Regions from separate parts of the Homo sapiens genome. Here regions 1, 2 and 3 are each linked to region 4. The links are chromatin loops, found by intact Hi-C in ENCODE. Cell type or tissue: PC-9. All regions are shown on one strand.

Region 1 (5,000 bases), 130 kb after region 4:
GGAAGTCAGCTGTCGGCTCTGTCTTCATACTCCTGAGGGCCCGGTTTTTAGACTTTGCCACTGTTCCTGGTTGCAGTATGCTGGTCATAAGCTAAAAGGGCATGGGGGTCTCTGTGCAGCTTGGTTTGGTATTTTAGTCCGCAGATACATAGGTTGGAATTAGTACCCTGGGTGCTGGGACACAGCTGGCGTGGGCTCACAGAGACCTCATCCTCTAGCATAGGAGACTCAGGTACACAGTTTCTGGGACACAAGGTTAATTCTGCACTGAGGCAGTGAGGGAGTGTTTCACAGCCGTGTGAGCTGGGCCTTAAAGATCGAGTCCCTGCAGAGGAGGGGGATGGGCAGTCCAGGCAGAGGACCCAGGCAGGACTGAGAAGTGGTGGATGAGGAACATGGGAACTGGAGTGTGGAATCTCCTAGATTGAGGAAGAGCTGCCTTCCGCAGGTGAGGTGGGCCCAGCAGAAACCAGCCCATTTCTGTTTTGACCTTTCGTCTTGCAGCAGCAGTGCTCCTGGCCTTTGCCCGTTCCTTGCTTTCGATTTATAGGAGAAAGTTAATTTCCCCCCTTGCCTCCCCACCTCTTCCTTTACGGGATTTGAATCTCTTGCACATGTTTTTAATAGGCATCCCTTAATCCAAGTGTTGCCTTCTGGGTTTTATTCTGTTTTCTTTTTCTTAAACATAATGGAACGTCTGTGCCAGCTTGGAACAGGACTGAAAACTGAGGCCAGCCAATGCGTTAGGCTGGCAGGGGGCCAGCCATGGATTAAGTGCCCTATGGCACTTGAGAAGTCTGGCCGACACCACACTGGTGGGGGAGGGGGATCCACAAAGGCTGGAGCTGGAGGTTCCTGCGTCTCCAACACCTCTGCACTGGGAGGAGAGATTAGCACAGACTCAGAAATCTGGCCAGGAGCAGGGCTGTTTGAAGGGAAGGCCGTGGGCACGTGCCATCGTCTACCACCCCAGCTGTGCAAAATGCTCAGCCTAGAGGTGAAACTGCTCTTCAATGGGGTGTGTCACCTTACCCCCCGTAGTCATTCTCCTAGAGGAGCCTTCTATAGAACTGCTTCTGCATTTGTTGGTAAATCCTTGAAACCAGATCTTAATTTGCTTGCTTGCTTGATCAGTTGATTGATTGGTCAGGGGAGGGGTTGCCACCTCCCCCTGAGAGATTTCTTTTAAGATTTAATGCCAGGACAAACTTTGTTTTCCCTGAGGAACTAGTAAGCATTGCCCATCCACCAACCAGAGCCATAGACCATGTCATGTTCCCTTTTTGTCTTGTCTACTAGGAAGCTCAGAGCCAAACTGGATGCTTTTGCAGTAACTATAACCTCATGGTTATCCCATTTATAGCCGCCTTCTTTCCAGAGTCCTTTTTGTTTCTCTGGTACTAACCAGGGTAAGGATAAGTACTTTGGGAAAGAAATGAGGGCATATTTAGTGTTTTGGGTTTTTTTTTTTTTGGTGTGTGGCAGAGTCTTGCTCTATCCCCCAGGCTGGAGTGCAGTGGCGTGATCTTGGCTCACTGCAACCTCTGCCTCCTGGGTTCAAGTGATTCTCCTGCCTCAGCCTCCAGAGTAGCTGGGATTACAGGCACCCGTCACCACACCCAGCTAATTTTTGTATTTTTAGTAGAGACGGGGTTTCGCCAGGTTGGCCAGGCTGGTCTCGAAATCCTGACCTCAAGTGATCTGCCTGCCTTGGCCTCCCAAAGTGCTTGGGATTACAGGTATGAACCACTGCATATGGTCTGTTTTTTTGTTTTTTTTTTTGTTAAGGAAAAATGTGCCATTGAAGGCAGAACCCACAGGTGGTGACCATACTTTCTGGTCTGCCACTCCTCTTGCACAAGTTCTGGGAGGAAGCAGCTGAGGCATGGTGGGCGGGAGGGACCTAGAAAGGAGGGAAATCACGGCTGGCTTTTAGTTGTTTGCAGAGAATAGAAAGCGCATGGCTGGGGTGCTGCTCTGGCTCAGTCCCGCTTCTGAACACAGGGCAGCTTGTCCAAACAGCACTCTCTGAAATGGCAGCCTGCAGACTTTGCCACTGGCCTGATTTCACTGCTCCCTCAAACAAGCATCTTCTTAATGATGTGTCAGGTTCCTAGTGTCCGGGGTTTTCCACAACACTGTCCGGTGTGTGTCTGTGAGTTGCAGGGCTGTTTGGATAAGGGCTCAGATCTGCTTGGGAGGGCCTCTCGGCCTATGACCCCAGGCCTGTCTTTGATTCTGAGGGTCCTTGAAGCCCACCCTTCCCCAGAGCATGGTTCTAGCACCATGCGACACAATGGGTGGCCTGCCAGCTTTTTCTTTTTTTGAATGGTGGGCTGGGTTGCCGTTCCTGGGAGCCTAGCTCTTTCTCTTCTGCCTGGACTAAACCCAGAGAATGCTGGGCAGGGCTTTATGATTTTGGGGTGAGGACCCTGTTCTGTTCTACACATTGCTGAGTAAGTCAGGGCCAGTCAAAGCTATATGTTCAAGCTGACCCGTGCCAGAGAATGATCTAGGTGGTCAGCTTTATTGTAGCTTTATTGTCTTCTAGTGTACCACAGTGATTGTACGGACTACAAAACTGAGGTTACAGAAGGAGGTCATGTCCCCAAGGTCACACAGCAGGATCAGCAGAGCCTGCGCTTGGGCAGTGGTGGCCAGCAGCACTGATACATTGCTTGACCACTCTGAATGCTTGGGTTGCACTTGGATTTTTTTTTTTTAAGTTTCCAAATCAACATAGCTCACATTTTAGTGACCACATTGTTTAGAATATAGCTTATCTCATTGGAATGTTGAAGCATCAAGCAAAGCCAGAGCCAGACGTGGCTGACGTGGCTCAGCCTCACCTCAGGGGCCAGGGCACAAGCCGCAGCTGCTCCTGGCCCTGTCATTCCTCCCTTCCCCATTAAGTACTTTTGATGCCTTCATCCTTATCTTCCTTTGCTCCACCCCAGGAAGAGAGAAAACGACAAGAATGCTTTGCCTCTCCATCTTGATGGTGATCAAGATAGGACCAGGCTATTTTCAAGTTCACAGAATCGGGCTATTATCATTGTTGTTAACACCATGTGCTGAGTGTTTGATGCGCGCCCTGCACCTCACATGAGTTATCTCTGTCTGTCCAGAAACAGCGCCGAGAGTAAAGAGGATGAGGCCCACAGAGTGTAGCTGGTTTGCTCGCAGTTGCATGTCTAGTCTGTGCCTGAGCCAAGATTGACCTCCAGTCTGTCTGGAGGATGGCTTTATAGCTTGTGCCCCATGATCCAGTTAAATATCTAGGGCAATGGTTTTCAACTGGAGGCCGTTTTGCCCCCTAGAAGACATCTGGCAATATCCGCAGCCTTTTTTTATTGCCACAACTTGAGAGGGTGTTATGGATGTATACTACTAGCACCTAGTGGGTAGGGGCCAGGATGCTGCTAAACATCCTGCAATCTGCAGATCCTCCCTCCCACCCATCCACCCACCCAACAAAGAATTATCTGGCCCCAGATGTCAGTAGTGCTGAAGTTGAAAAACCTGACCTAGGGTGTCCTAATCCTCCAGCTGACACTTCCTGGGTGTGTGTGGAGTGCAGGGGTGTTACTGGCCTGCCCCTTCGCCATTCGTGATAGTGTTCTCCTTGCTCTTAGAAAGGATCATGCACCTAGACTCCAAAAGGGGATTGGGACACTCTGTCCTGCAGGGGCAACCAGACCCCTTCCAGTGGGCAGAACAGCTTCTGACTTTTCTCTCTTGGGCTTTACACACCTTCAGAAGGTCTGATGAGCAGGGATCCTCCCAGTGGGTTCCCCCTCCTAGACGTTGCCTGGCATCCAGTGAGCAGGGTTCTCAGGCCAGGGCTGAGACGTGGGCATGGGGAGCGTCTCCTGTTCCTCCCTGAGGAGGAACCCTCAGCCCCATGCTGAGGGTTAAAGCGAGGGAGGAGAGATGTCAGCCTGGGCCCTGGGACCTCATGGTCAAGTTGGACAGTCAGGATGCTCACAGAGAGGCACACCCTTAGTAACTGCGTCGCTTCGGGTATATTTAAGAGCCAGAGGGACTTCAGAGGCAGGCTGAAGCTTTGAGATGGAAGAGCGAGAATGAGCAGGGGACTCCCTAATTCTTCAGCAGATGGATGGAATTCAGGTAGGCATCAAGCAGAGTGTCGTAGGCTAAGGGCTCGCGCCCAGCAGTCAGTGCAGTGCAGAGAAGCAGTTGGAAGAGGTTGGCCCAGGGCGCAGGGCAGTCCTGGTCCAGAGGCTGTGGCATCGGTGTGAGTGGGAATTCCGAGGGCCCGGCCAAGGGCTGAGAGAATGGGCCTGGAGATGCTGCAGAGGCGTGCAGTAGGAGGGCACAGTGCCAGGGCCACTGGGCCGGGGCAAGAGGAGGGCGAGGAGGCCCCAGGAAATGGAAGGCTGGGATCCATTTCTAGTGTGAGGAGAAGCTGCCATTTACTCTTCTGAGAAAGAGAACCAGCCCCTTGTAGAATGGCAGTTTTGCTTTGAGGAGCCCCTAATGGAGACTGTACAGACAACTGGGACAAATACAGATTTTCTTTCAGAAGGGTTTGTGTCCGAGCCACCCCAACAGCCGGCATCTAGATAAGTGTGGAAAATAGTTTCTGTGATAGGAGGCATGGCCCCAGGCTCAGTCTGCAGATGATGCCTGGTGTGTCCACTGCGCCAACATGGGGCGCTGTTGGGAACCCACTCGGCTGCTGCAGGCTTGGAAGCTGCTGCTCCACAGGCTGGGAGTTTTTGCCCCCAAGGCTGTGCAGAGCCAAAATCTGAAAGCCCTTTTAGGGGCAGGGATTAATGTGGGTTACTCTGGGGACCTTGCAACAGAGGCTGAGAGGTGACTGTGCAGGAGGTGTGGCCTGCCCCACAGTGAGTACACGCAGTGGCTGTCCCAGGTTCATCCAGGTACTGGGTGGCCCCTGGTCCTCTTCAGGTTTGGCCCAGCCCCTCCTTGAAGACTCCTTCCATCCAGTCAAGGCCAAGCAGGCGGGGCAGGGC
Region 2 (5,000 bases), 100 kb after region 4:
TGTGCGTCTGTGGATCCCTTTGCTATGAGGCTTGACTTCTTGATCGGGTTCACAAGGCTGGTGGGCAGCCTGAGATCTTTGCTTATTTCCTACGTCTTCTGAAAGGTACTATGAAGCTTACCAGTTGCTGATGCACGCTATCAGCTAATAATTCCATTACCATTACTATTTTCTGAGCAAATGTGACCTGCAAGCCCCTCGCTCCATCCAGGATGCAGGCAAAGTTAAGCTAGGTTTCCTTTCCCTCAAGGAGCTCCTGGCACAGTTGGGAAGGGAAGTCAGAAACACACAGAAGTCACTTCATCATACCAGGCCTTTGGTGCTAAATGATGATGAATTTGAAGAGTGTGGGACAGTGGGGATGGTGGACTGTAAGAGTTCGAGGAGGGGAGGATGGAGAGAGGTCATTCTTAGCAGAGAGCCACAGAGTGGGTTACTGTTTGAGCTGGAAGATAATTGGACCTCCAAGGGCTCTGTCCCCACCTGCACCTCAGCGCACTATGCTGGTGGCCAAGAGTGCAGGAGCCTCACATTCAGATACTGTGGCTGCAACATTTTACCTCCACTACTTGGGCCTGTTCAGCATTTTGAGTTTCTATGCCTGTAAATTAGGCCTGTCTAGGAAGTGGGGGTGAGGTGGTGGGTGGGCAGGTGCTCTGAATCTCAGCTGGGACTGGGTGGGCTGATACCGGGGAGAGTTGTAAGTATCTAGGACCCAGCGGGAGGACGCCTCACCTGGAACCCTTTGCTTGTTCCTGATTGTAGCTGTTTTAGGGATGCAGCTTTCAGACAAGGGCCACTTAGTTGATGAGGCCGGCTTAATCGAGGAGGGCTGTTGCCACCCTGACATTGTTAAGTGTGGGCCTGGCTTCTCTGAAGTCCTCCTTTCTTGCTTGTGTGGAATTCCTGTTTTCCTGCCCATAGGGGTTCTTTGCTGTCTTAGGTGAATTGCCCCAATGAACCAGAACCTTTTTTTTTTTAGGTACAATAGGAGGTCTGTACCCTTAGACAGAAAGGAATGCTAATTGGCCACTTAACTGTCCTCAGGGTACAGATGCCAGAATATACAGGGCACCCATTCTTTGTTACCATTTGGGATGGAAACTGCTTATATAAGCTTGTAAAGCTTTGGTTCAGAAAGCAAGAGAATGTGTATGGAACGTTAGCAATTGCTGTCATGCAAATGCTGCATTTTTTGCATGTAAAGGTACCTCTTTACCTCCATGGTCCTTAAACTAACTTTTTCAAGAAACATGGTCATTTCCCACCCTTCCTTTACTTCCAGCTCCCCATTCATACCCAACAGTGGCTAACTGAAAGGTTTGCAAATCCTGAAGGCTTTGGGGCTTCTTTTAAAAAGAAGAGACTGAGTTGTAAATGTCATAAGACTGAGATGGTTGTAAATGTCCCAACCATACTGTGTGACATTTGCTAGGAATTGTTGTAAAATCACTGGAGTGAGCGCTTGTCCTGAGGCACTGCCTCTCCGCGTGAATGTCACTGAGTCGCCCGGTTGACCCGTTGCATGTTATGCAGCACTTGTGACATTGTTTTATCTCTCTAGCCGGTGACTCATAATTAAGGAAGTCAAAACTGTGCAATTAACACAAAACCTCCTCATTTGCCCTCTTCACCTCTCCCCAACCCCCGCCCCCAGTCAGGAATGCCCGCCTGACATTTTCTCTAAGTCTTTGGAAACTTTAAGATTTGTTTTGATAGAACAAGGCCGCCAGTTATCATCGCCTGGTTCCACTTGTTTTACCCCAAAAGTCTGTGAGAATCTTTTCCAGGAAAAAAAAGAAAGAAAGAAAGAAAGTAAATCCCACCCCCAAGCGTGCAGTCTGCCCACAGGAAGTGATTCATGGTGCTCCGATTCGGGCAGACCTGACTGCAGGAGGCGGGAGGCTGGGAACCAGGTCTGGGAAAAGAGGGCAGAGAGAGGATACCCAGACCTAATGGCTTCTGCTCTGTGGAAGAAAGTGAAAAACAGAATGACTAAGAGTCCTGTAATAAGAATTGTTTGTTTTGTGAAGTTGAACTAATAGTGAGGTTTGCCGGCAGATAAGACTTGAGAAATTGCAGTTGTCAGGGGAGGGGACTTTTCCATGTCCTGCTTTTTTTTTTTTTTTTTTTTTATTAAGAGAGCAAAGCTATTTCTCAGTCTTTTTTTTTTTTTTTTTTTTTTTTTTGAGATGGAGTCTCTCTCTGTCGCCCAGGCTAGAGTGCAGTGGCACAATCTCGGCTCACTGCAACCTCCACCTCCCAGGTTCAAGTGATTCTCTTGCCTCAGCCTCCCCAGTAGCTGGGATTACAGGTGCCCACCACCATGCCTGGCTAATTTTTTTGTATTTTTAGTAGAGACGGGGTTTCACCATGTTGGCCAGGTTGGTCTTGGAACTCCTGACCTCAGGTGATCTGCCCACCTTGGCTACCCAGAGTGCTGGGATTACAGACGTGAGCCACCACGCCAGGCCTTATATCTCAGTCTTAAGACATTCATATATTAGTGGAAGGCCCAGATTTGTGTTTCAGTTCTACCTTGCCACCTCTAAGCCTGTTTTCTTTTCTTTGGAGAAGAGGGTCTAAGATGAGACCATTATCTCACAGTCTCCAATAGCTCTTTCTCCCCATTTTCCCTTTTATTTATTTATTTATTTATTTATTTTGAGACGGAGTCTCTCTCTGTTGCCCAGGCTGGAGTGCAGTGGCACAATCTCGGCTCACTGCAACCTCCACCTCCTGGGTTCAAGCGATTCTCCTGCCTCAGCCTCCTGAGTAGCTGGGACTACAGGCTTGCGCCACCATGCCCGGCTAATTTTTGTATTTTTAGTAGAGACAGGGTTTCACTATGTTGGCCAGGCTGGTCTCGAACTCCTGACCTTGTAATCCACCCACCTCAGCCTCGCAAAGTGCTGGGATTACAAGCATGAGCCATTGCACCCAGGCTATTTTCCCTTTTTCCTTTCCCTCTAAAGTTAGAGTTTTTGAAAAATATTTGATTTTTTTAAATTGACAAATAATTGTCCATATTCATGGGATACATAGTGATGTTTTGATACATATTAATGTCATTATGGTGATCACATCAGGTTAATTAGCATCTCCATCCTGTCAAGCATTTATCATTTCTTTGGGTTGGAAGCATTCAATATCCTCCTTCTATTTGAAACTATGTAATATATGAATGTTACTATGTATGTTACTATATAAGCATTCAATATTCTCCTATTTGAAACTATGTAATATATGATTATACATAGTAACAATCATATATTACATAATAATTGTAAACTATGTAATAATAATATTGTAATATATGATTGCTAGATATTTGAAGCTATATAATATATTATTGTTAAGTATAATCATCTTACAGTGGTTTAGGACACTAGAACTGATTTTTCCTCTTTAGCTGTAATTTTGAGACCTTTAACAAATTTCTCCCCATCCCTCTGTTCCCTTTACACTTTTCAGCCTCTAGTATCTTCTATTCTGTTTTTACAAAGTTAGAGTTTTGGGGCTGATAAATGTTTTTACCTAAATACTCATTTTTGTTTCCACCAAATGGAACATCATGTTGTCGTAGAATGAAGGAATCCTTTCTGTCCTATGGGTTATTTTCTTCTCCCTCAAACTGACAATGCAAATTAATTTGATTCCCCAAAGTAGTTTGGAAACAGAGAAGACTCTAAGTGTTGGCTACATGAACAGGCCTGCTGCCGAGCGAGAGGCCCAGATCACCCAGAATGAGAAGATGGGTCTAAACACACCTGGCTTTGTGACTTACTCCATTTCAAGCTTCCTGTATTGTTGGAGGTCAGCTTTTGGGGGTGAGGGATTTTAATGAAAGCTGAGGTGAAGTCCACTGTTGCCTTAAGCCCATCAGAACGTTGCCAAGGGCTGTGAGTATGCTGAATGGGTCCATGAGTGATCTCTTAAAAAAACATAAACCATTGTCAGGCCTAATTTTCAGCAGAGTGAAATGGCCACCCAGAAGATTCTGTGAAGCCTGGCAACTTTTCCCTTTCTTCCAGTAGTCACAGACCAACCCAGATCTTTGTAGCATCTTTTATTTGTGACTTGAAAGTTCTATGATCCTGCTGACACTCAAGAAAAAGCAATCCCCATCAACTTGGTGCTTGGAGAAAAAAGTTTGTGAAGACCAAAGCTATTAAATAGAAAAGCCCTAAACACTCTCCTCCTCCTCCTCCTTCAATATTTAACCGTCTTCTTTGCATGGGGGAAGGGAGGGGCTCTCACCACAGCCAAAAGAGAATCTCTGCTGATTTAAACCCAGTGTGCTTTGTAGTCATAGAGAACTGAGTTTGGAGTGTAACATCTAGGTTCAAGCCCAGGCACTGTTCCTTGCTGGGTGACTTTGGGCAAGTCACTCAGCATCAAAAATTTTTCATCTGTAAAATGGGAGTGATGAGATACTCAGCCTGCAGGATCCCTTTATCCAGTGAGTTACTGAGTGAGAAGTGCTGGGTAAACGCTTGCTCTGAGGTGTAAATTGCTTCTGTTTGGCCAGGTGCAGTGGCTCACGCCTGTAATCCAAGCACTTTGGGAGGCTGGGGCAGGTGGATCACCTGAGGTCAGGCGTTTGAGACCAGCCTGGCCAATATTGTGAAACCCCGTCTCTACTAAACATGCAAAAATTAGCCAGGCGTGGTGGTGCATGCCTGTAATCCCAGCTACGCAGAAGGCTGAGGCAGGAGAATCACCTGAACTGGAGGTTGCAGTGAGCCAAGATCACTCCGCTGTACTCCAGCCTGGGCAACAAGAGCAAAACTCCGTCTTGGGGGGCGGGCGGGGGGGATTCCTTCTGTTTTCCCGCATCTTGCTCATCTCAGAGCATTTCCTTAGCCCAGGGGGATCTCAAGGGGAGGGAAGAGAGCAGATTTGCCCCCCAGGGGACATTTGGCAATGTTTAGAGGTATTTTTTTTCAGTTGTCACAGCTGCAGGTGGGTCACAGCTACCGGCATCCAGTGTGAGGGAG
Region 3 (5,000 bases), 76 kb after region 4:
CTCCAGCTTGGGCAACAAGAGCAAAACTCCGTCTCAAAAAAAAGGAAAAAAGAATTCTAACATGTTTGAGATTGACTGCAATTCCTAGCATATTACAAGTGTTAGTAAATAGTAGCCATTAATATTATGAGCTTATCATCACCTTCAGCCAGCATTCTAATTTTACAGTATAGAATCCAGTACATAGGAGGCACTCAGATAGACGGGATGCCCCAAAATTGGGAGACGGACAAACTTATTTTGAAATAGTCTTTTTTTGACATTTCCAAAGAATATACTCAATGTTTTTCTGCAACCCTTTGCCTTCTTTTTAGGTGAAGGACCTCTACATTTAAAGCAGTGGGTTCAACTGCTAACCTGAAAAGCTATAATAAAACATCCCAGAGTATCCAAAAAGCCTGGAAACAAAGGGAAAATAGTGTGTCCTGCTTTCCAACTTTCGGATATGCTGTAGAATAGACTGAAACAAATCACTGGAAAATAGGTTGTTGTCGATTTTATTTAGAAGCTTTTGTTCCTTTGGATTTTCGTCTCTTATTTTTAGACAGAGTCTCCCTCTGTCACCCAGGCTGGAGTGCCGTGGTGCAATGATAGCTTACTGCAGCCTCAAACTCCTGGGCTCAAATGATCCTCTAGCCTTGACCTCCTGATTAGCTGGGACTACAGAAGCAGGCCACCACGTCTGGCTAATTTTTGTATTTTTCTGTTGAGAAGAGGTCTTGCTATCATGGGCAGGCTGGTCTTGAACTCCTGGCCTCAAGTGATCCTCCCGCCTCAGCTTCCTGAAGTGGTAAGATTACAGGCATATGCCACCACACCCAGCTTTTTTGTTCCTTTGAAAGAAGGCATTGCTAATGATTGCCCTGAGGTGTCTAGATGACCCGGCCAGCCATCCACCTCTGCAGTTTACACAGCTTGTTGATCTCCACAGTGAGAATTAACTTCACAACCTGGGTCCAAGAGGCTGGAGGATTGTCAGTCTTTAGAAAAAAAAAAATCTATTATCTTTAGAGAAGATGGACTTGTTGAGGAAGAAGAGTAGACAAATACTTTCTGGAAATATTTTCAAAGGGAATTAGAAAAAGAAAAAGATTTTGGTTGTCCTTTGGTGAATGAGAATATTCATCAGCAGAATGCCTCATTACCACGTCACACAGCTGACCAAGGCCTCATCTGAGACTGTGTTTGAATAGAAATTAAACAGGGCTGACAGTGAAGTTTCTGCTTTTAATTAGCTTTCAAAGGTACACCTCTACCTGTGATGTTGAAACATCTTGAAAAACCTCTCTGCTCTGTGCCTGAATGAGGGGCATCTAGAGGGCTTGGAAGAGAAGATGTGGCACAGGGCAGCCGGGGAGAGGCTGGTGGCCAGAAGATGGACCTGAGCTTGGTGAATTTACCTGGCATCTGAGCCTGGCCTGAACAATTCAGAAACCTCATTTCATCAGTCTTGGAGTCAGGGCTCCTGTCTCTTAGCAAAAAGCTAAAGCATACATCAAGCATATTTATTGACAAGCGTAACCACTGTGAGGTTATAACCAGGGTGCTCTGTCTGCTTATGGGCACCCCACCCGACCAGCCAAATGGTCAGAGAGCTGGGTGGGTCGGGGAAAGGGAGGGAGGGAGTCATGGGAAGCAGTTGTGTTGAATGGCTACAGGCCCTGGTGGCTGGGTGCATCCCCGTATGCCATCCAGGCCCACCCACTGCTGGGCCGGACCTTCCCCTCTGGACAGTTCTTGCTTGGGCACTGACTGGGTTTGCTGCTGAACCTCCTGGCCTGGCAGCTCTGGTTGCTGATCCACCCGCTTCTTTCTTTATAGAGATTAAGAGCGGCTCCAGTGTGTGTACGGAGAGCCTCTTTGAAGCGCTGTTGCCTTTCTGTGGCTAGATCCACGATCTTCTCTCTGGGATCACCCCATAGGACATTTGCTTTCCACCTTCTCCAGTCCCAGTGAATGCATGGACCTCTGTCCTCATTGTTACTGGCTGAGCCAGATGTCAGTCCTGTGACCTGGCCTCAGGACCACTCTTGTAGCCCACCGTGGGTGGATGAAGCCGGTGGGAACAGAATGATAGGAGTTAACCACTTTTTAGGCGTTATTGGGCCTTTTCACTTTAATAGCTTAACAGAGACATCTGTGATGGCTTGCATCCAGAGTGCGTGGTGTTTATTTTTGATTTGAAATATGAAAAGCATTTTTTTAAGACAACTGACTCCTCTGAGTCATGCCCAGGGGAGCAAACGGCCTGAAATATGAGCTTGTGCTTGCTGGAGGAGGATGACAGAGGAGCCTGCTGCTGAGTTCACTGGTGCTGGGGTTAGGTCACTGCTGGGCTGAAGCGCACTGACCATAAGAGCAACATGTGGGCAAGAGCCGCGGCACTGGGGTAATTTATTGCCGCCGCTCGCTTCACCAGGAACCCCACACGCTGGGTTCCCACAGGATGCGACATTCCCACAGGATGGGACAACTGCATGGAAACCCACACTCGGGCCTGTGTTGAGCAACCACGTTTGAGTAAGAGTTATCTTATTTGGCAGGGTGGGTTAGGTGTGGGGTATTTGTCACTGAGAAGCAGAAACTGTATGCTCGACACACACTCCCTGAGTCCTTAGGGAATTGCGTAGTTTTTTTCTTTTCTTTTCTGGGTTCATCTTACCAGCAGTCGTGTTTGAGAATGTGCACAGCTCACCTTCGTTCAGCCCTTTACAGTTTACCTCCATAGCCTTCTTTGCGTCTTGGCACCATCTTGCGAGGTGTCAGGCCAGGTGTTAGGATGCTCTGTTTACAGATGAGGAGATTGAGGCATGAGTTGTGATTGCTCACAATTGCCTCCTGAGTGGTGGGGCCATGCTGGGGCACTGTGCCCAGACTCTAGACTTCCAGGGGTCCGGGACCTCCTGCTGCCAGTCTCCTAGCCCGTTACCACAGCTGTCTGTTTCTTGGCCTCTCCCTAGATTTCTAATGGAACTCTTGGGGTACAGTCTGGAAATAGGTATTTTAAACATGCTTTGCAGTGATTGTTACAGATCTTCATGTTCAGGTGGCCCAGGGGCTGACCCTGCTCCAACTTCCCCCTCAGACATTAAACCTGTACCACCCACTGAGATGGTTTTGATTTTCTATTCTGCGTTTAAGGCCCATCTTCACCCCATAAATGCCAGCTCCCCAAGGACAGAGCCCTTTCCTGTCTTGTCCACACCATGTTCCAGGGCCCTGGACGGTGGTTGGCACACAGTAGGCCCTTGGTAAATGTTTGTCGGATGAGTATGTCTCTTCCTCAGCTCTGTGGTTAGCTGGGAGAGCTCCGACAGTAGAGTCTGGCAGGTCTGGTTCAAGCATCCCTTTGGTGTAACATGGTGTGAATGGTGGGGCCTCACTGAATTGTGGAGTGGGGGGCAGTGTGTCTCCCTACGACCTCCTGGTGAGGAGAAGATAGTCACCACCCACACAGGCACACTCTTGAATATTCCAGGACGAGGTGGGCACTCATTAGAGGGCAGCTCTTACGGCCACTGCCTGGTATGTTTTGGCGTGAGCAGTAGGGTCATCGTGGTGGTCAGTTTTTCCACTGCCATCAAATGGGATCCATTTAGCTCTCAGACAGACAAGGTATAGGGCTGGACTCTGTGCCGTGGGCTAAATACCGGCCACCTCGAGCCTCAAATCAAGCCCAGACACCGGCATAAACCCAGGTGGCCCAAGCCGAGGTCGCTCCCCAGGGCCAGGCTCATGAATGGATAAGTAAATATTTACCCTGTCTGAGGTCGAATGTGAACTGTCTACCAGGTGTTTTGTTTTTCTGTCTCCTCCCTCTGTTTCTGCAGTGCCTCCCCCTGTAAAAAAGGAAACCAAGAGGCTGACAGGTTAAGTGACAGGCTTGACACAGCTAGCCATCAGAACGTCCTCCAGTCCCATCTGAGTCCTGTTCCTCCTCAGGCACCTCCTCCAGGAAGCATTCCCAGATGACTGGCCCATCCTGCCCTTTCCCTCCTCTGAGCCGCACCCTGCAGACGGCCCTCTACCTGTGAATCCATACAGGATGTAGGCAAAGGGGAAGAGGTTTGCTCATCCTCTCTCCTTCACCCTTGTGCATATTAATACTCACCTGGCAATTAGTCATATGCAACTCTTATATTGACCTTACATGTTCCGTGTCTTCTGTGCCCGTCTCTGGAGTTCCTGAAGATGAAGGGCTGTGTCTGCTGCACCTTCAGACTTTTTGAAATTGATTGGTTGGTTTGTACATCCATTTATTCACCCCACCCCTCATCCTACTGTACACGCTTATGGTCAGTCTATTCTGTGTCGGGCTCAGGGCCTTTCTCCCCAAAGTGCGTTCATGTCCAAGGCTAGAGTGGATGGCTAGAGGCCAGAGGACAGCTTAGGCTGAAAGTGGTAGGGAGACTATCAATGAAGCTGGGGGGAGCTGAGCTTCTGAAACTTGGGAATAAATTTTCAGCCTTGCTAATGTGTTCCTCTGAAAAAATATCTTATCAGGCCCTCAGATATCCACCAGTTCTCCCTTTCCAACTTGCAGCCTGCACCCTTGGCCAGGAAGTTCATAGGCAACAAAATAGAATCCACCTTCCCTATCACTCACCCCTTTTAAAATGTGACTAACTCTGAGCTAACCAAGCCTTGGCCAGACGTGGATATGGTTATGCACGGACTCCGTTTTGTGGTTTGTCATTTCTGACTTGCTGGGAAATCCTTTGTTGGGGGTGGGGATGGGAAGTAGAGCATCTCTGGGGCTGGAGTTTTTCTAAGATGTGTAAGATTTAGAGGCTGTCATACTGCAAACAGGGAGAGCGGGCTGTCTGCTTGGCTTCATGGTCAGTGGAGAACAGCCTGGACTTGGAGTAAGAACAGCTAGGTTCAGATCCCTGCTTTTACTCCTGACCACTTAGTAACCTTGGCCGAGTCCCTCAACCTTTTTGCCTCAGCTTCCTTATCTGTAAAACATGGGGTTCTTGAAGGATTAAAAGAGCTGGTGT
Region 4 (5,000 bases):
ATTTAAGAAATCTTTGCCTATCCCAAAGTCATAAAGATATTCTCCTATGTTTTCTTCTAGAAGCTTTATTTCCCATGCACATCTTCATACTCTAACTATGTGTATATGTATCACTAAGTATATATAATTTTTTTAGTTTTAGATTCGATACAATGTAGCACATATTCTGCAACTTATTCTTTGCACTCAGTAGTGTATTTGAGAGCTTAATCTTTGTTGATACATGTAGCTCACATTCATTCACTTTCACTGTAGCAAAGTTAATTACACTGTGTACATAGATCATGATGTATTTACCCTTTTTCTTGCTGATGGACATTTAGGTTGTTTCCAATGATCATCACCATAAGTAATGCTTCTATGAACATGCATGCACGTGCCTCCTGGTGTGAGAGTGTCTCTGGGATACATGCTTCACAGACCAGGAGGCTGTGATTTGGAAGCTGTAGAAACTCTGCACTTGGAGGGGGTGCCTCTGGGGCTGTTGAGGAGTAGGACTGGTGAGATAGACCAGTGAGTGGGTGGAGTGGGGGTGCTACATAGTCCTGGCTCTGGGCCCAGACCCCTGTTTCATCCAGAGCAGATTTGCTTTCATGCTTTATAACCTGGGGTTCTGTTTAACTCTTTGTTTGAAAAATCAGTTCTGCTTTAAAAAAAATAGATTTCTTTTAAACAAGTGACTGTGTTAAGACATTGTTCCCAAAGGGTTATAGGTTAAAAAAAAAAAAAAAAAGGAGTCTAGGTTTGGTGGCTCATACCTGTAATCCCAGCACTTTGGGAGGCCGAGGCAGGCAGATTGCTTGAGCTCAGGAGTTCAAGACCAGCTTGGTCAACATGACGAAACCCCACCTCTACAAAAAATACAAAAAATTAGCTGGGCATGGTGGTGCGCACCTGTAGTCCCAGTTACTTGGGAGGCTGAGATGGGAGGATTGCTTGAGCCTGGGAGGTGGAGACTACAATGAGCCATGATTGTGCCACTGTACTCAGCCTGGGTGACTGGGTGACAATGCAGGACCTTGTTTCAAAATTTAAAAAGGATGAGCCCTTCAGCCTTCAGCCTAAAAGTCTGCTCACCACTATCACTCTACATTGTGAATTAACCCTTCACGTGCAGCCCTCCCTCTTCTCATCCCCAGCTAGACGGCTTATTGGTGTATCCTCAACTGTCCAGCTAATAGGCTTGTTGATACGTTGATTCACTGATGAATGACCCTTTGAATAACTTGGCAGCATCATCTCATATTTGTACATTGTACAGTTCACAAAACAGGTTCATAGCTATCCTTTGCTTCAAAACTGCCAACACAGAGCCTCAAGGATTATGTGGTGGAAGAATCACTATCCTCACTTCACAGAGGTGATCCTAGGTCTCGGGGAGATGAGGAGGCTTGAGGTCTTGTGACTGGGTGCTGGCAGATTGGAACTTGGACCCAGGCCTTTGAATCCCGGCATTGTGCCAACTCCACTGTTGAGTGTGGCCTGAAAACACGGCCTTAATCCAGCCGTTAATTAATAACTAACTTGTGTGTTGGCCTCTGCAGTTTACAAAGTCTCTCCCTTAGGTCATTTCTTTTAATCTCCACAATCCTTTGGTGGCTGGATGTTGTTATTATTTTCCCCCAACCTGTCCCTTTGCAAAGAGGGGAAACTAGTGCTCAGAGGGTTGAAGTGTCTTACCCAAGGGCACACAACTATGGCTACAGAGCTACACTCAATACCCAGCTTCCAGCTTCCCTGTCCTCTGTTCCCCATCCTCTGTTCCATCCCTCACTTTTCTTCCCATGGGCAGGCCCTGGAGATGTCTGAGCATGTGGGCTTTTCAGCCACCCTCCAGCAGCCTGAAGGCCTGGCTCTCCTGGGCAGGCCCAGGAAACGCCTGGCTCAGTGGTGCTGAGCAGCCCCTCCCATGAGGCCTCGAGTTGTTTTTCTTATCTAAATAAACTCTACACAAACATGGGCACATTACTCATGTGTGAGTTATTTGCGATAGCATAGCCCAGAGATGGGGAAATCAGTTCACACTGGAACTATGTCTCAACCTGGTCAAAAAACAAATGGGGAAATGGAGTTCTAGGCCCAGGGCAGCAAAACTCAAACCCACACCCCATCTCAAGCCCAGGGAAAACTTCTGCCCCTGGTCACATGCTCTGTGGACCCCACTGGAGGGAAGACAGAACCCACCTGTGCCTAGGGAAGGACATGAGGGAGCTCCAAGGGGTGGGCTCTCGCTTCCAAGGCCAGCCTCTCTTCCCACAGGCCATCTTGAGGAAAGACAGAGACACACCCGCAGAGCAGGAGATCTCTGCTTTATCCTCTAAGCATTTTGCAAAATGAGTGCTGGAATCCATACCTGGTCCTTCTCCCCACATGTAATTAGATTCCTTCAACTTTTGGACTTGGATCTTTCACCAGAAGGCCTTGAGATCAGGGGAGGGGCTTAAGGAGCTGCTATATAAATGAAGACGTGTAACTTAGCTCAGTGCCTGGCAGGGACCGGCTGCTTTCATTACGGTTGAGGGGCAGTTGTTTGTGTGTGTGATGGGAAAGAGAGATGATGCTAAAAGCTGTTTATCTTGGCCCACCATCACATACCTTCCCAAAGGCTTACACACCCACTCTCTCAGGCATGTTTATTACCTCATCATTTAGGTGAGGGCCTCTCAGAGAAGTTCTATGATGTGCTGGAGGTACCCACGGGATGTCAGTCATAAACCATGGAATGTGGGTTTTGTGTTTGCAAAGGGCTCTTGGACACAGGATCTCAAAGGAATTCTTGACAGAGCTAGAAAAAGAGCCTTAGCCCCCTGACCCCTAGATCAGCAGATTTTGCTTCCAGAAAATGTTTCTAGGATGCCCAGCTCTCTGGATATGACTCATATTGGTCCCAAGGAATGACAGCCCTGCACATGGCTTCTGCCCCAGGGCTCTGGAACTGTGCTGCCTGGCCCCTGTGGTCACAGGGATTCCTTGCTCCTCTTTACCAGCTTCAGACCAAGGGACTCGAGCTTGGAGAGGCTGTGGTTACTGTGCTGCGTGGGTCTTGTCCTGGAGACCTTGTGTGATTCATCTTCGTGTTCCCACAGGGACTGTCACTAAGACAGGGCTGGGTTAAGACCCTTAGATATCCTGAAAGATCAGTCCTCCCTCATATGAAATTCAAAGAAAAACAATTCTAAATCTGAAAAAAATGCCACCCATCCATGTGGGCTGAGCTCAAAATAGCTTCCTTCTAGAGATTTTGATTGCAAAATCCTGGATGAATGCAATAAAGCTGAACTTTTTTCCTTGGCCTAGGAGTGGGGCAAGGAAGGGAGGGGTTTTGCCATTGGTCTAAGCACCTACTTGCTCTGCTTCCTGAGTCACCCAGATTGCCAAGGGGGTCTTGTACGTGGTAGATGTCAGCCCACGTCTTCTAAATTGAATGACGTGTGCCTGTTTCCCAGAAGAGGAATAAATCCAAGCAATAATGTGTCAAAGTATGGGCACAGAGTCTGAGCCAGCAAACACACACACACACACCCATGTGCACCCGTGCACACACAAACACAAGCCCATGCAGGTACACAGAGGGGAAGGGGAGCGGGGGGAGGGGGGAGGAGGGAGGAGGAAGATAATGTGTGGGGACCCAGCAACCTTTCTCAGTTCCAGTTTAAATGAACAGCAAAATAAAAACATGTTGTTCTCTCTCATAATTAATAGATGTGCTTGGAGTTTCACCTCTTGCCAGGCCCCTCCCCTGGTGCTAACTGACCCTTTATGGACAAGGTTTCCACAGAAGTATCAGCTACTAACCCTGAACCACGTGGCTGGAAGGCTGGGCCTGGAACCTTTAACTTCACGGAAGATGCACCTCCACAAAGGGTTTTTAGAATTTCCTGTTGCAGCCCCAAGAAGAGGAATGCATTTCTACCTAAAACGGGCTTAGATCTGCTTAAAAAAATAACAACAACGGTAAAAATACACTTAATGAATGTGTAACAAACCACAAAAACCACAGAAAGTGGGGTTTGAGTTTGAGGGGGAGTGCATAATTGTGTGTATTTTAGACATTAAATTAAGGTAACATGGCCTCATTTGGAAAAATCTGAGGGGAGGAAGGAAAGCACCATGAAAATGTGAGTTCCATGCTGGCTGGGAGTTCAACTCTACGGTACCCAGTGAAGCGTCAAGGGTGGAGAGTGTTCCTTTGTCAGTGTGTGTGTACATTTGTTTTTCATTCATTCATTCAAATATTTACTGAGAGACTACTTTGTGCCAGGCACTGTCCTGGACACTTGACAACAGAGCCATTAATTAGATATACAAGTTCCCACTCTGGCTACTCACGTCATTGGGAACAGAAATGATATTTTCTGGCTCTTGTATTAAACTAACTGCATGCTACTCAAGGGCAGCAGGCCAGGCTCTTCTCTTGTGGCATTTCTTCTACAAAGCACCCTGAAGTGTGTGCCCACAATGGATGCTCAGGCAATAGGCCCAATGTGTGCCCTGATGCCCTGGTAGGCACTAGACTTCCTTTTCTTCTATCACCTCCTCTCCTGCTCTTATCTCCTAGGCCTCCTGGGTGGCCTTGGCAGAATAAGGCCCTGAGAGTTTAGCAGTTGATTAAAGCTGGCAAGAACTTGAGGTGTTACTCTCTCATGGTCATTTGCATCTAGTTATGGGAATTAGGTCAGAGCTAGGAGAGTCTCAAAGGCAAAAAGCTTTCAGCTAGAAGAATGACAGCTCCATGGCAGGGTGGAAAGAAGAATTCCAAGGCAGAGAAGAACCCAGAGAAGAACTAAGTAGCAGTGTCTGCAGTGGGTAATGAAAGGAGGGCACTGAGTCATGTATTTGCAGCTTGCAATGCCAGTCGGCTCCCTTCATCTTACAGATGAGGAAGCCAAAACTAGGAGTGTAAACAGCTTGCAAGCTGGGAGCAGGTCCATTGCTAGGACCAGGCCCTCCAGACCCCTGGGCACTCCAGTTGGTCCATTAATCAGGTCCTTAACTAGGCT

The links. Peaks named below come from ENCODE experiments on the same cell type or tissue, not always from the same donor. Only the 100,000 strongest peaks of a DNase experiment are listed, where the experiment ranks them.
Region 1: a loop joins it to region 4, with 8 times the contacts of the local background. A loop is called at or near these places in 5 of 110 quality-filtered maps.
Region 2: a loop joins it to region 4, with 11 times the contacts of the local background. A loop is called at or near these places in 3 of 110 quality-filtered maps.
Region 3: a loop joins it to region 4, with 7 times the contacts of the local background. A loop is called at or near these places in 6 of 110 quality-filtered maps.

What each region holds. Positions count from the first base shown.
Region 1 is chr15:67,175,963-67,180,962 of GRCh38, forward strand. The region is part of intron 5 of SMAD3 (SMAD family member 3); the gene reads left to right. Among named protein-coding and RNA genes, the nearest start is that of SMAD3-AS1, 32 kb to the left of the region's middle. RefSeq lists an enhancer at 91-140. In PC-9, no CTCF peak of the experiment used is centred here; a DNase peak (open chromatin) is centred at 2,799; H3K27ac peaks cover 2,962 bases.
Region 2 is chr15:67,148,685-67,153,684 of GRCh38, forward strand. The region is part of intron 1 of SMAD3 (SMAD family member 3); the gene reads left to right. Among named protein-coding and RNA genes, the nearest start is that of SMAD3-AS1, 4.2 kb to the left of the region's middle. RefSeq lists enhancers at 1-455, 1,263-2,070, 4,594-4,763. In PC-9, no CTCF peak of the experiment used is centred here; DNase peaks (open chromatin) are centred at 987, 1,537 and 1,957; H3K4me3 peaks cover 1,745 bases; H3K27ac peaks cover 4,606 bases.
Region 3 is chr15:67,123,465-67,128,464 of GRCh38, forward strand. All of the region lies in intron 1 of SMAD3 (SMAD family member 3), which reads left to right. Among named protein-coding and RNA genes, the nearest start is that of SMAD3-AS1, 21 kb to the right of the region's middle. In PC-9, no CTCF peak of the experiment used is centred here; DNase peaks (open chromatin) are centred at 827, 2,247, 3,977 and 4,657; H3K4me3 peaks cover 2,527 bases; H3K27ac peaks cover 5,000 bases.
Region 4 is chr15:67,046,975-67,051,974 of GRCh38, forward strand. The region is part of intron 2 of SMAD3-DT (SMAD3 divergent transcript); the gene reads right to left. Among named protein-coding and RNA genes, the nearest start is that of SMAD3-DT, 15 kb to the right of the region's middle. In PC-9, no CTCF peak of the experiment used is centred here; DNase peaks (open chromatin) are centred at 1,967, 2,707 and 3,277; H3K27ac peaks cover 3,934 bases.